Regions from separate parts of the Homo sapiens genome. Here regions 1 and 3 are each linked to region 2. Evidence: chromatin contacts called from ENCODE Hi-C or POLR2A ChIA-PET data. All regions are on one chromosome and are shown on one strand. Each heading gives the region's core, a stretch centred on a gene start or an enhancer-like site at or near the end of the contact. The rest is flanking DNA. Distances are from core to core; before and after follow the strand shown.

Evidence for each region. Hi-C counts contacts between places; a loop is a spot of excess contacts on that map. ChIA-PET counts read pairs that join two places held with the same protein, here RNA polymerase II (POLR2A). Pooled maps may share reads with other maps.
Region 1: a loop to region 2 is called in a pooled map, with 3 times the contacts of the local background. The contact joins the enhancer-like site here to the promoter of ETFBKMT in region 2. A Hi-C loop is called at or near these places in 2 of 50 pooled maps. POLR2A ChIA-PET finds 5 or more read pairs at or near these places in 6 of 52 experiments (CD8-positive, alpha-beta memory T cell, K562, WTC11 and 3 more).
Region 3: a pooled map shows a loop between it and region 2 (3-fold over the local background). The contact joins the enhancer-like site here to the promoter of ETFBKMT in region 2. A Hi-C loop is called at or near these places in 5 of 50 pooled maps. POLR2A ChIA-PET finds 5 or more read pairs at or near these places in 7 of 52 experiments (B cell, CD8-positive, alpha-beta memory T cell, HepG2 and 4 more).

What each region holds. Positions count from the first base shown.
Region 1 is chr12:31,857,167-31,861,479 of GRCh38, reverse strand. No RefSeq gene overlaps it. Among named protein-coding and RNA genes, the nearest start is that of LINC02422, 28 kb to the left of the region's middle. RefSeq lists an enhancer at 1,472-1,711. Within about 2 kb of position 1,684, at least 3 of the 41 ENCODE cell types and tissues checked have a DNase peak (open chromatin) inside an H3K27ac peak, as active enhancers do.
Region 2 is chr12:31,657,664-31,662,339 of GRCh38, reverse strand. It overlaps ETFBKMT (electron transfer flavoprotein subunit beta lysine methyltransferase), which reads right to left and starts at 2,652. Exons shown (of 4, transcript NM_001135863.2): 1 at 2,551-2,652; 2 at 73-499. The coding sequence starts at 386. RefSeq lists enhancers at 138-257, 2,705-2,864, 2,782-3,283 and a silencer at 2,985-3,294.
Region 3 is chr12:31,830,026-31,834,464 of GRCh38, reverse strand. No RefSeq gene overlaps it. Among named protein-coding and RNA genes, the nearest start is that of H3-5, 40 kb to the right of the region's middle. Within about 2 kb of position 1,609, at least 8 of the 41 ENCODE cell types and tissues checked have a DNase peak (open chromatin) inside an H3K27ac peak, as active enhancers do; they include B cell and OCI-LY7, where a contact is called at or near this core.

The DNA.
Region 1 (4,313 bases), core at 435-2,934, 200 kb before region 2:
AATGAGGCAAACAAGAATGTTCAAAGCTATATTATGTATCATAACAAAAAACTAGAAACAGCCCTTATGTTCTCAATTAGAATGGACAAACAAATCCTGATATAACAAAATAATAAAATACTGAAAGCAATGAAAATAAACTACATCTACATGAATTAAAATCTATACATTTCATTGACATAATGTTGAGTAAGAAAAGAGCTAGCTGCCAAAAATATATTTATAATGTTGGTTTCATTCATATTAAGTTAAACGTGTAAAAATAAAAGTATATGTTTAAAACTATATGTTTTAAGGATACATGTGTATTTGATTAAACTATGATTAAATTAAATTAAACTTGATTACAGAATGAGGAAAACTATGGTTGGAGAAATTTGCAGGCAGGATCAGGGAAGAGTCTACAGCGTATTTCTTAAAACTAGATATTTCTTGCCTTGACATCTCAGCAAACAAACAAAACTGGGTATTTCTTAAACTAGGTGGTGGGTACACTGGTGTTCATTTGATGGTTATTGTCTATACTACTTGTTATTAAACTTGGCTGCAATTGGGATCGCCTAAAGGGCTTAAAAATAATACCGATGCCTCACTCCCACCTCAGAGATTTTGATTTAATTTCATGAGGTCTGGCAAATATTATCCTAAATGGAAACCCTAAAGATTCCTTAAAATGTATTACTCTAAAGATAAATGGCCTCATTCCTGATGTTTTTTAAAACTTTTCATTTTGAAATAATTTCAGACTTACCTCAAAGTTTCCAAAATAGTAGCGTTCCTGTAGTATCTTTTACCCAGCTTCCTCTAGTGTTAACACTTACGCAACCTAGTACAATGATCAAAACCGGGAAATTAACATTGCTAAATACTGTTCTTCAGCCGTTATTCAAATATTGCCAGTTTTCCCACTAATGTTCTTTCATTGGTCCAAGGTCTAATCCAGGATCTTACATTTCTCTAAGCCATCATGTCTTCTTAGTCTATTCCAATCTGTGACAGTTCCTCAGTCTTTCTTTGTCTTTCATGACCTTAATACTTTTGAGGACTGCTGATTAGTTATTTTACAGAGAGTAGCTGAATTTAGTTTGTCTGATATTTTCTTACAATTAGATTGAGGTTATGCATTTTTGGCAAGAATTCCACAGCAGGTATGTTGCCCCCTTCTTGGTGCATTATGTAAGGGATTATATTATGTTGATATATCTCATTACTGGTGATATTAACTCTGATCACTTAGTTAAGGTGGTGTCTATGAATTAATCAAGTTATCAAATCTCTCTTATTTCATTCTCAAAGGAAAACTCATCAATTATTGAGGACCTCTGACTGTCACTCTAATGCATGAATAAAGAGGTGCTGGATTAAAATACATGGGCATACAGACATACATGCACATATGTGCACATACAAATTAAAGACAAGATATTTCAACTCCATTATATTCATCAGTGATATGGTTTGGCTGTGTCCCCACCCAAATTTCATCTTGTATTGTAGTTCCCATAATCCCCACGTGTCATGGGAGGGACCCTGTGGGAGGTAATTGAATCATGAGGGCGGTTTCCCCCGTGCTGTTCCCATAATAGTGCGTTCTCATGAGATCTGATGATTTTATAAGGGGCTTTCCCCGCTTTTGCTCAGCACTTCTCCTCGCTGCTGCCATGTGAAGAACGAAGGTTTTGCTTCCCCTTCCACCATGATTATAAGTTTCCTGAGGTTTCCCCAGCCCTGCGGAACTGTGAGTCAATTAAACCCCTTTCCTTTAAACTACCAAGTCTCAGGCAGTTCTTTACAGCAGTGTGAGAATGGACTAAAACAGTCAGTTATTACCACAATAATGCTTCATAACACACCTCCTATGTCTCAGACTTACAACAACAAGTTCATGGATCTTTGCATGGGCTGGAGCAACCTTGCTTTAGGCTATAGGGTGCCTGAGTGTGGCTCTAGGCTTCTACTTGGGTTCAGGACTGCTCAACATGTTTCCTCAGTTCTTTGGACCAGCAGCTAACTGGGGCATGTCCTGTAAACTTTTTGTCTTGAAATAATTTTAGACTTACTACAGTGTTTCCAAAATAGTACAGAGTTCCTGTATATCTTTTACGCAGCATTCCCTGGTGTTAACATCTTACACAATCACAGTACAGCGATCATAACCGGGAAATTAACATTCATACAATACTATTCTTCAGCCATTATTCAAATATCGCCAGTTTTCTCACTCAAAGGAAAAACTCCTAAATCTTCGTTAAAAAAATCACAGGAACAACTGTGTGCAGTGGCTCATGGCTGTAATCACAGCATTTTGGGAGGCCAAGGCGGGCGGATCACGAGGTCAGGAGTTTGAGACCAGCCTGACCAACATGGTGAAACCCCATCTCTACTAAAAATACAAAAATTAGCCCTGCGTGGTGGCACGCACCTGTTAATCCCAGCTACTCAGGAGGCTGAGGCAGGAGAATCGCTTGAACCCAGGAGTTGGAGGTTGCAGTGAGCTGAGATGGTGCCACTGCACTTCAGCCTGGGTGACAGAGCGAGACTCCATCTCAAAAAAGAATAAATAAATACATACATAAATAAATAATCGCAGGAACATATCGGAAATTATTGTCTCTTGAAGCAAGAACTGTCACACCGTTCCTTCAACTCATAGTTCTTTTCTTTTTTTTATTATTTGTTTGTTTGTTTGTTTGTTTGTTTTTTGAGACGGAGTTTTGCTCTTTATTGCCCAGGCTGGAGTGCAGTGGTGTGATCTCGGCTCACTGCAACCTTTGCCTCCCAGGTTCAAGTGATTCTCCTGTCTCAGCTGCCCAAGTAGCTGGGATTACAGGCGTCCGCCACCATGCCCGGCTAATTTTTTGTATTTTTAGTAGAGATGGGGTCACACCATTGTTGGCCAGGCTGGTCACAAACTCCTGACTTCAGGTGATCCACCCGCCTTGGCCTCCCAAAGTGTTGGGATTATAGGCGTGAGCCACCATGCCCGGCCTCAACTCATATTTCATTAGTCAAAGTAACTCACAGGAAATACATCCCTTCCCTAGTGGGGAGAACTGCAAAGTCACATGGCAAAGAGTATAAAGGTAAAATTTGGATACAGAGTATGAAAAACTAAGAATAGTCATGTGATCTACCTAACTGACCTTGTGTTTTTTCAAAAGTGACAAGTTGTGAATAGTGTTGCAACGAAAAGATAAATAAAATCAAGTGACATGATCTTTGACATACAGTAGTCGCCCCTAAAGTAATTGGAGAAAAACATGTGTTTCTTACGGTGAGGATAGATCTAAGGGCTATGGCTAGATTAAGAGAGTACTAAAAGAACCCTCGGATAGTCACATAGTTTAACATAATTTAGTCATCCCTTCTCTCTGTTAAACTTAACTTTTTCTCAGTACACCTAAAATAATTTCAAAAAGATATGTTCTTCCTCACCTACTTCTAACTTGTTTCAAAGAACATAATTTGAGGCATAATGTAAATATTGACTTTTAAAAATAGAAGTTATATTACTTTTTCTGGCCGGGTGTGGTGGCTCACGCCTATAATCCCAGCACTTTGGGAAGCTGAGGTGACTGGATCATGAGGTCAGGAGTTGAAGACCAGCCTGGCCAATATGGTGAAACCCCGGCTCTACTAAAAATACAAAAAATTAGCCAGGCGTGGTGGCGTGTGCCTGTAGTCCCAGCTATTCGGGAGGCTGAGGCAGGAGAATCGCTTGAACCCAGAAGGCGGAGGTTGCAGTGAGCCGAGATTGTGCCATTGCACTCCAGCCTGGGCACCAGGGTAAGACTCTGTCTAAATAAATAAATAAATAAAAACAGACGTTATATTACTTCTTAAAGTGTATCTACCAAATCTAATTAGCATAGGGTTTTGGTATATTCCATCATTCATCATACAAGAGAGAAAATAACACTCTTCTTCAATAGACAGACATTTTATATAATTTATTTTATCTTTGAAAAATTTTTCATTCCTTTTCCTCACAAAATTTGATTTTAATATGTGTTCAAAAGTCTTTTATTAATCATCTTATCATATTTCTCTGAGCAAAAATGTGTCTAAGAATTGAAATTATTTTAAATTGTTTTTATTTCCTGTCATCTTAAAGTTCTTTTTTTTTTTTTTTTTGAGGCAGAGTCTCGCTCTCTTGCCCAGGCTGGAGTGCAGTGGTGTGATCTCCACTCACTGCAAGCTCCGCTTCCTGGGTTCACGCCATTCTCCTGCCTCAGCCTCCCAAGTAGCTGGGACTACAGGCACCCGCCACCATGCCCAGCTAACTTTTTGTATTTTCAGTAGAGATGGGGTTT
Region 2 (4,676 bases), core at 1,403-3,902:
TTTTGTAGAGGTTGGAGGGAACTGAAAACAGCAAAGATCTGTAGCGCCTTAAAGGTTTCATTAGGGTAGTACCTAGACAGGGCTTGGCCTCCTGGCCAGTAGATTGCCCAGTAAGGATCACTGTGGGGCCACAGGTCAGCTCTCTCCCACCAGAATTTGCATCTGGGGGTCAAAAGCCGCAACTGGATTTCAGGGGTGAGGCTACCACTGCTGGTGACTTCAGTGTTCTCCTCCAGGAAAGCCTTTATCTCAGGGTCCAAAAAGCTTCCAGCTCCTCTCCAGGGACACTGGCCACAGGGAAACAAGAGAAGACCACTGCTTCGCAGAGCCTGCAAGAGGAGACCACAGTGGTTCCTGTGTGCTTTCCAACCTAGACTCAAAGCCATCAGTCCTTTCCCCAAACACAGGTTCTGTCAATGTTCTGTTGATAATAGCTGCTTCTCAAGGAGAATGAACAAGGGTGTGTCTCCCAACTTGATCTCAACCGGAACCTCTGACTCTGAAAAAAAAAAGAAAAGTAATACTGAGAATTCTGAGGAAGAGCAACATTTCTAGATCCTATTACATAATAAGAAAATATTGGCCGGGCGCGGTGGCTCACGCCTGTAATCCCTGCACTTTGGGAGGCCAAGGCGGGTGGATCACGAGGTCAGGTGTTCAAGACCAGTGTGGCCATCATGGTGAAACCCTGTCTCTACTAAAAATACAAAAAATTAGCCAGGCGTGGTGGCGGGTACCTGTAATCTCACTACTTGAGAATTGCTTGAACCCGGGAGGCGGAGGTTGCAGTGTGCCGAGATCGCACCATTGCATTCCAGCCTGGGCAACAAGAGCAAAACTCCGTCTCATAAAAAAAAAAAAGAAATAAAATATTACAGTGTATATTACTGTATCTGATGATTCACATGTGCAAGTTCATTTCAGATGAAAGCTTTGGTGCATCAATTGGGAAAATCCAATCTTTTTAAATGATACTTTTCACAAGAGAATCCTTTTAGTAATTTAACACAACAAATATACAAGCATTTGATTTTGAAAGAATCCTCAAGAAAATGCCTCTTACAGGAAATCAGCCATACAGTCATCCTTCAGTATCCTCAAGTGATTGGTTCCGGTATCCCCTGCTTCCAGGATACCACAATCAGAGGATACTCAAGTCCCTTATATAAAATGGCATCATATTTGTATATAAACTAGGCATATGCTGTGGTATACTTTACTTTAAATCATCTCTGGATGACTCATAATACTTAATACAACGTAAATGCTATATAAGTAGTTGTTACACTATTTTTGTGTTATTTTTATTGTTGTAATTTTATATTGCTATATTGTTATATTGTGGGCCAACTGTACCTTTAAAGTTCTTTCATAAATTTAACAAAGTAGGCATGCTTGGTAACTGTGAACAAAATAACAGAAGTCTTCTGTCTTCAGGAAGCTTATATTCTAGTGGTGGGATAAAGCAGTTAACAGGGCAAACACAGTTTTTGCCTTTATGAAGTCTAGCCAAGAGTTCTGGGGGTTAATGAATTTATAATTGTCTGTGGGCAGAGATATATTAATACAAATTATATTGACTACTCTATTTCATTAAAGATTGTTGTATCATAAAACAATGCAATCAAGATTCAGGTTTTTTCCTTTAAAAATACTGTATGCATTTAATTGTAATAAAAGAACATCAACTCCTAAATCTCTTTCTGTAAAAGTATCTGATGGTTCGATTTTACCAAGCCTAAACTGAAAAGATTTGCTCCAACAGAAAAACACCTGTGCAATTGATCACTAAGATTTGTTTAAAAATATATATATATAGAAAAACACCCGGATTAGAATAAATGAGAATGAGGAACAACTTAAACACAACTTATACACCCAGTTGTTTGGGGACCTCGGATCTCTTCTGCATAAATGTTTTAAATGGTCTTAAATCCACTAAAGTATTTAGGGGTCAAAAATCCAAATCCCCACAAGGGGCTGGACATCATAAATGAGTGATGCAGGCTGGCTGTAAAATAACAGAGGGGCTGTGGCAAGCTGGAGACTGTTTTCAAACAGTTCAAAAAGGCTAGGCAGGACATGCTGCCAGATCCTCCGATTTCTCAAAATCATCAAAAAAATCTAGATATTGACACATTAGCTTCCACCTTTTTTTTTTTTTTTTTTTTTTTTTTTGAGACAGAGTCTCTGTTGCCCAGGCTGGAGTGCAGTGGCGTGATCTCGGCTCACTGCAACCTCCGACTCCCAGGTTCAAGCGATTCTCCTACCTCAGCCTCCCGAGTCCTGGGATTACAGGGGCGTGCCACCACGCCCGGCTAATTTTTGTATTTTTTTTTTTTTTTTTTTTTTTAGTAGAGACGAGGTTTCGCCATGTTGGCCAGACTGGTCTGGAACTCCTGACCTGAAGCGATCCTCCTGCCTCGACCTCCCAAAGTGCTGGGATTACAGGCGCGAGCCACCACGCCCGGCCAGCTTCGGCTTGTAAACATCAGCAACTCATTCAAATATCAAAACACAGGGCAGGTCAAAATGCATGTCAGGTCATACATAGCCTGTGAACTCAGCGTAGACTTCCAGTGGGTGTTAGTTACCCCACATCAGTGTCCTGGGATCGTAGGGGTCTCTCAGGGCCTGGTATCCCACTAGACTAATTGTTAAGCAGTACTAGGCTGTCACTTGAATCACACAACGCAGCCTAAGTTTAAAGGTAACGCAGAGCAAATAGAGATTATTTGGGATTTGGACCCCATGTCATTTAGATCGGCGCTTCCCTCTCCCGTCCCAGCACCGATGAGGCATGGGTTATGAAGTATGTGACTGTGGTGACCACTTGGTATTTCTCTTAATGAGAAGGAGAGCTGATGGGATGAAAAGAGTTACGTTCCACAACGGGTAGACGGCGGCGTCATTTTCCTCCAGAGGCGGGGTGGAGTCGATCTTAAAGGGGCAGGCACCGTCCTCCCTGTCTCCTTACCTAGCTTTGCTGACACCGCCCTCGGAAGTAAAGCATAGGGCTCGCCTGTCACTCGCCCTGGCGACTGTTCCCGCTCATGCTTTACATTTCCGGGGTCCCGCTACCAAAACTGAGCCACGCTCTAGCAGAGCGCCGCGGCCCGGCAGGGGGCGGGACGGACGGCGGCCCCTCGCGGCCCCGCCCTTTTTCCCAGCAGCGCTTTCTTTCTCCTCCACTTTCTTAAAGGGACAGAAGCGCGAAACCAAAGGGCGCCCTGACCTCACCTGGAAAATAAGGGAACGTTAAATCTGTGTGCAATGTTTGTAGAATTTTGATTCCTAAAAAGTTCATTCTGAAACTATGCAACACCTACTATGTGCCAGTCGCACTTCCAGGCACCGGGCATAGAGTGGTGAGCAAAATAGACACCGTATATTTAAAAAAAAAAAAAAAAAAAGACACAGTATAAGCCCTCTGTGCTGCCTACATTCAACTGCGATTAAATCATAATGAATGTCCTTTCTTTTCTAATAATTCATAAATTCACTAGCAATTTATTTGCAGCCTATATCACTCGAGTCTGGATCTACATATATCCACCTTTCAACTGGACCCACATCCCACTGGCCCCTCAACTCAACACTCAAAGTTAACTCACCATCTGACCTGACAACAATTAAAACCTGCTCTGGCGTGCTAGAGGGGGGAAAACGGTCCAAAACTAAGAAACAGGAAAATCGTGTTTCTGCATTTTAGTTTGCAGTTTGAGAAATGCACTGGCACCTGCCTGTTCAAAATTAGAATTTGTCGCTTGGGTTCTGCGCTCCTGCCATGGGTGTGACAGCTTTCTGTCTTTCCATGTAAACTGGAATCTTTAGGAACTACTACAAGGAAAGGAAACTTTGTGCTTCCAGTCAACAGCCCCAGATGCAGCCTTATCATTTCTTTCTTAGTTGAATGGTGTATTTGCTACATTCTTGTTGATAAGCTATACACCTTGCATTTCACAGTATTCTGCCTTAGATTTCCTGTGTAATAACTGATATAATGTGTTTATGAACTGCATTCATCCACTTATGAGCTGCTTTTTTCTTAATTAGTTGCTGATGTAAACGCTTGTTTTCTCAACTATAACTTTTCATTACCACACACTCTCCGATTCTCCTGCTAGCAGTGAACCTTGATCCATGTTCAAGATCAATTTCTATAAGAAATATTGTTTTTAACCAGCTTCGGTGTTCTATCCCAATTAATAGTTTGAACATCCCAGTCACTGCCCAAGAAACCAGAACGAACAGGCTAACCTAACATTTTTACAAAAGAGGGTTGGTTCCTGGAAAAAAGCTTGGTAGTCATCACTGAAGATGCATTTAATAATGTTTGGATAACTCATTCAAAACTTGCAACTTGGCTGAAGGGACTGCAACATGCCTTTCCTGTCCCATAATGGATTTAAAACTGGTCCAGTTCTTTCTATCCCTCCTGCCATTGCCTTAGTTTGGCATTATAATGGCTTGCCTGGGTTCCTATAACTTGTCTATCTCTAATTCTGCCTTCCTTAAAACTATTCTTTTTTTTTTTTTTTTTTTTTTGAGATGAAGTCTTGCTCTGTCGCCCAGGCTGGAGTGCAGTGGCATGATCTCGGCTCATTGTAACCTCTGCCTCCTGGGTTCAAGCCATTCTCCTGCCTCAGCTTCCCCAGTAGCTGGGATTATAGGCG
Region 3 (4,439 bases), core at 360-2,859, 170 kb before region 2:
GATTGACCTATCAAGTGCAAGGAAACTTGGCTTCAGGAGAGGCTAACTTACTTCTGTGTAGTGTAGGGGGAAAAGAGAAAACACACACACACACACACACACACACACACATGTGCGCGCACGCACAGCGGTAAAGCAGAAGTTTCCAGCTGGGTTTTCTGTCCCTTTGGCCACATAATCAAGTCAGGTGATCTAACTTGTTAAAACCATCAGTAAAGAAATTGACCCTGGGGTTTCCCAGATTCAGTTTTTATTTTTATTTATTTTATTTATTTATTTTTTTTGAGATGGTGTCTCACTCTATCACCCAGGCCGGAGTGCAGTGGTGCCATCTCAGCTCACTGCAACCTTCGCCTCCTGGATTCAAGCGATTCTCCTGCCTCAGCCTCCCGAGTAACTAGGATTACAAGCGTGCACCACAACGCCTGGCTAGGTTTTGTATTTTTAGTGGAGACAGGGTTTCACCATGTTGGCCAGGCTGGTCTCAAATTCCTGACCTGGACAGAGGCCTGGCAGGTGATCTACCTGCCTCGGCCTCCCAAAGTGCTGCGATTACAGGTGTGAGTGACTGCGCTTGGCCCAGATTCAGATTTTAAACAGCACATGACAAATCTTGCTGCCCTTCTATCCGCTAAAGGTAAAAAACCAAACGTCCATAATTCTCCAAAGGCAAAGATAGAGTTTTTCCAGTACAGATGTAAGTCAGCCTATTATCCACACATTCCCAACAAATGGCCTTTAAGAGCCTTTGGTGCCAAATTCAACAAATGGAAGGGTTTTACACAGGTTAGGAAGATCACCAGATGCATGTGAGTCATGTTTACTTGAAGATCACTCTTCATGACACATATTAAATATTCTTAGTGCTTACATACTTAATGAAGCCTTATAGGTATTCTGTAAGTATTTATTGAGAAATAGGAAAGAAGAAGGAAGAAGAAAAAATACAATTCTTGTGGGTTCTATTTTCCTTTCTGCCTCTGCGCTTTCCCTATACTAAGCATTTTTGCTTCCTCATCTACATTGTAGTTCTACTCTCAGCTGTTTACACTTCACTTTCCTAAAAGCACCAGTGTGACCTTGATATCTGGCCCTAATTTAGCCTTTTGATGTCCATAGTTTCTGTTTTCTCCATCTGACACATGTTCGTTTCTCTTATTCTTGGATGCCTAGGTTCTGGGCTCCTATTGGGTTATCTTTCAAGTCATCCCAAGATAGAAGATAGACTTCCTGCTGAGAGAGAAGGCAGTTAGAGGCTGGTTAGGCAGATAGAGAGGGAGGGTCTCTGGAGAAGGGCAGTGTTCACAAGAACGCTAGCAGGACCGTACCTACACCGCCTCTGCAGCTAATGGGAAGAAATGTGGTTAAGAACTTCCCCTTATGCCAGGATGTTGCTCAGAAGGGACTGTCCTAACTTAGGCACAGGCGGAATAAATCAACCTAAGTGTCCTTGGCCCAGCTCATCATAGTGTCATTAACATGACATTTTTGTGGTTTTAGCCCCTTGGTGGGTTTCACTTAGGCACTCGTGGGTAACAACCAAGATGGAGTCACTCTGGCCAATCCCAGGCATGTGCAGATGCAACACCCTTAGGAGGGAACTTTACCCCTCCCATTTTGGGCAGAACCCACAGAAGACTTCCTTCCTTCCTCTTCCACATAAAAGACCCAGAACTCAGCCCCATTTCTGAAAACTTGCTTTCAGGGCACCTCTCTTTGCTGAGAGCTTTCCTTTTGCTTAATAAATCCTACTCTACTTACTCTGTGGTGTCTGTGTTCCTTATTCTTCTTGGTCCTGGGATAAGAACTCGGATGTAGCTGAACTAAGGAGTGATTTAGACTGCAATGCTGCTCCAGAAGATAGACTTCCTGCTCCAGAACATAGAAATGGGTGTGATATCTTCTCCCAAATTCAAAATAAATGACAATGGCTGAGCACGGTAAATTATGCCTGTAATCCCAGCACTTCGGGAGGCTGAGGCCAGCGGATCACTTGAGGCCAGGAATTCGAGACAAGCCTGACCAACACGGTGAAACCCCCTCTCTACTAAAAATGTAAAAATTAGCTGAACGTGGTGGCTGATGCCTATAATCCCAGCACTTTGGGAGGCAGAGATGGGCGGATCACTTGACGTCAGGGGTTTCAGACCAGTTTGGTCGACATGGTGAAACCCTATCTCTATTAAAAATACAAAAAGAATTAGCCGAGCGTGGTGGCACACGCCTGTAATCCCAGCTACTTGGGAAGCTGAGGCATAAGAATTGTTTGATCCTAGGAGGCCAGATCATGTCACTGCACTGCAGCCTTGGCAACAGAATGAGACTCTGTCACCAAAGAATAAATTAATACACAAATGAATAATAAAAAGTAAAATAAAATAAAACAACTCAATAAGCCCTACTTACCACTCTTTTCTAGGCAAATAGGTTAAAAGAGTTGTGTAACCTTTCATATTTATGTGATACCTTTCACGATTGATGCCATTCACTTCTTTTTTTTTTGAGACAGAATCTCACTCTGTTGCCCAGGTAAGAGTGCAGCAGCAAGTTATTGGCTCACTGCAACCTCTGCCTCCCAGGATTAAGCGATTCTCGTGCCTCAGCCTCCCAACTAGCTGGGATTACAGGCATGCGCCACCATACCCTGCTAATTTTTTTTTTTTTTTTTAGTAGAGACGGGTTTCCCCATGTTGGCTGGGCTGGTCTCAGACTCTTGGCCTTAAGTGATCTGCCTGCCTTGGCCTCCCAAAGTGCTAGGATTATAGGCATGAGCCACCATGCCCAGCCACTTCTTCTTTTTTTCTTTTATTTCAATAGCTTTTGGGGGAACAGGTGGTTTTTGGTTACATGGATAAGTTCTTTAATGGTGATTTCTGAGATATCAGTGCAACTATCACCTGAGCAGTGTACACTGTGCCCAATGTGTAGTCTTTCATCCCTCAGTCCCCTCCCACCTTTTCCCCTGAGTCCCTAAAGTCCAATGTCCATTTTATCATTCTCGTACTTTTGCTTCTTCATAGCTTAGCTCCCATTTGTAAGTGAGAACACACAATATTTGGTTTTCCATTCCTAAGTTACTTCACTTAGGGCCTCCCACTCCATCCAGTTGCTGCAAATGCCATTATTTCATTCCTTTTTATGGTTGAGTAGTATTCCAAGGTGCATATATACCACATTTTCTTTATCCAGTCGTTGGTTGATGGGCACTTAGGTTGGTTCCATATCTTTGCAATTGTGAATTGTGCTGCTGTAACCATGCACATGCAGGTGTCTTTTTCATATAATGACTTCTTTTCCTTTGGGTAGATACCCAGTAGTGGGATTGCTAGATGGAATGGTAGTTCTACTTTTAATTCGTTAAGGAATCGCCATACTGTTTTCCATAGTGGTTGTACTACTTTACACTCCCGTCAGCAGTGTAGAAGTGTTCCCTTTTCACCACATCCATGCCAGCATCTATTAGTTTTTGATTTTTAATTATGGGCATTCTTGCAGGAATAAGCTGGTATCTTATTGTGGTTTTAATTTGCATTTCCCTGATAATTAGTGATGTTGAGCATTTTTTCATATGTTTGTTGGCCATTTGTATATTTCTTTTGAGAATTGTCTATTCATGTCTTTTTCCCTCTTTTGGATGGGGTTATTTGGTTTTTTCTTGCTGATTTATTTGAGTTACTTGTAGATTCTCAATACTAGTCCTTTGTGGGATGCATAGTTTGTGAATATTTTCTCCCACTCTGTGGGTTGTCTATTTACTTTGTTAATTCTTTCTTTTGCTGTGCAGAGCTTTTTTGTTTAATTAGGCTTCATCTATTTATTTTTGTTTTTGTTGCATTTGCTTTTGGGTTCTTGGTCATGAACTCTTTGCCTAAACCAATGTCTAGAAGAGTTTTCCTGATGGTATCTTCTAGCACTTTTTTTTTTTTTTTGAAACAGAGTCTAACTCTGTTGCCCAGGCTTGAGTGCAGTGGCACGATCTCGGCTCACTACAACCTCTGCCCCCTGAGTTCAAGTGATTCTCCTGCCTCAGCCTCCTGAGTAGCTGGCATTACAAACACCTGCCACTGGGACCGGCTAATTTTTGTATTTTTAGCAGAGACAGGATTGCACCATCTTGGCCAGGCTAGTCTTGAAATCTTGACCTCGTGATCCACCCGCCTCAGCCTCCCAAAGTGCTGGGATTACAAGCATGAGCCACTGTGCCTGGCCTCTTCTAGCATTTTTGTGCTTTCAGGTCTTAGATTTAAGTGGTTTTTTTTTGTTTGTTTTTGTTTTTGTTTTTGACAGTCTCACTCTGTCCGAAGGCTGGAGTGCAGTGGCGTGATCTTGGCTCACTGCAACCTCTGCCTCCCGGGTTCAAGCGATTCTCCTGCCTCAGCTTCCCCAGTAGCTGGGATTACAGGCACCTGCCACCACGCCCAACTAATTTTTGTATTTTT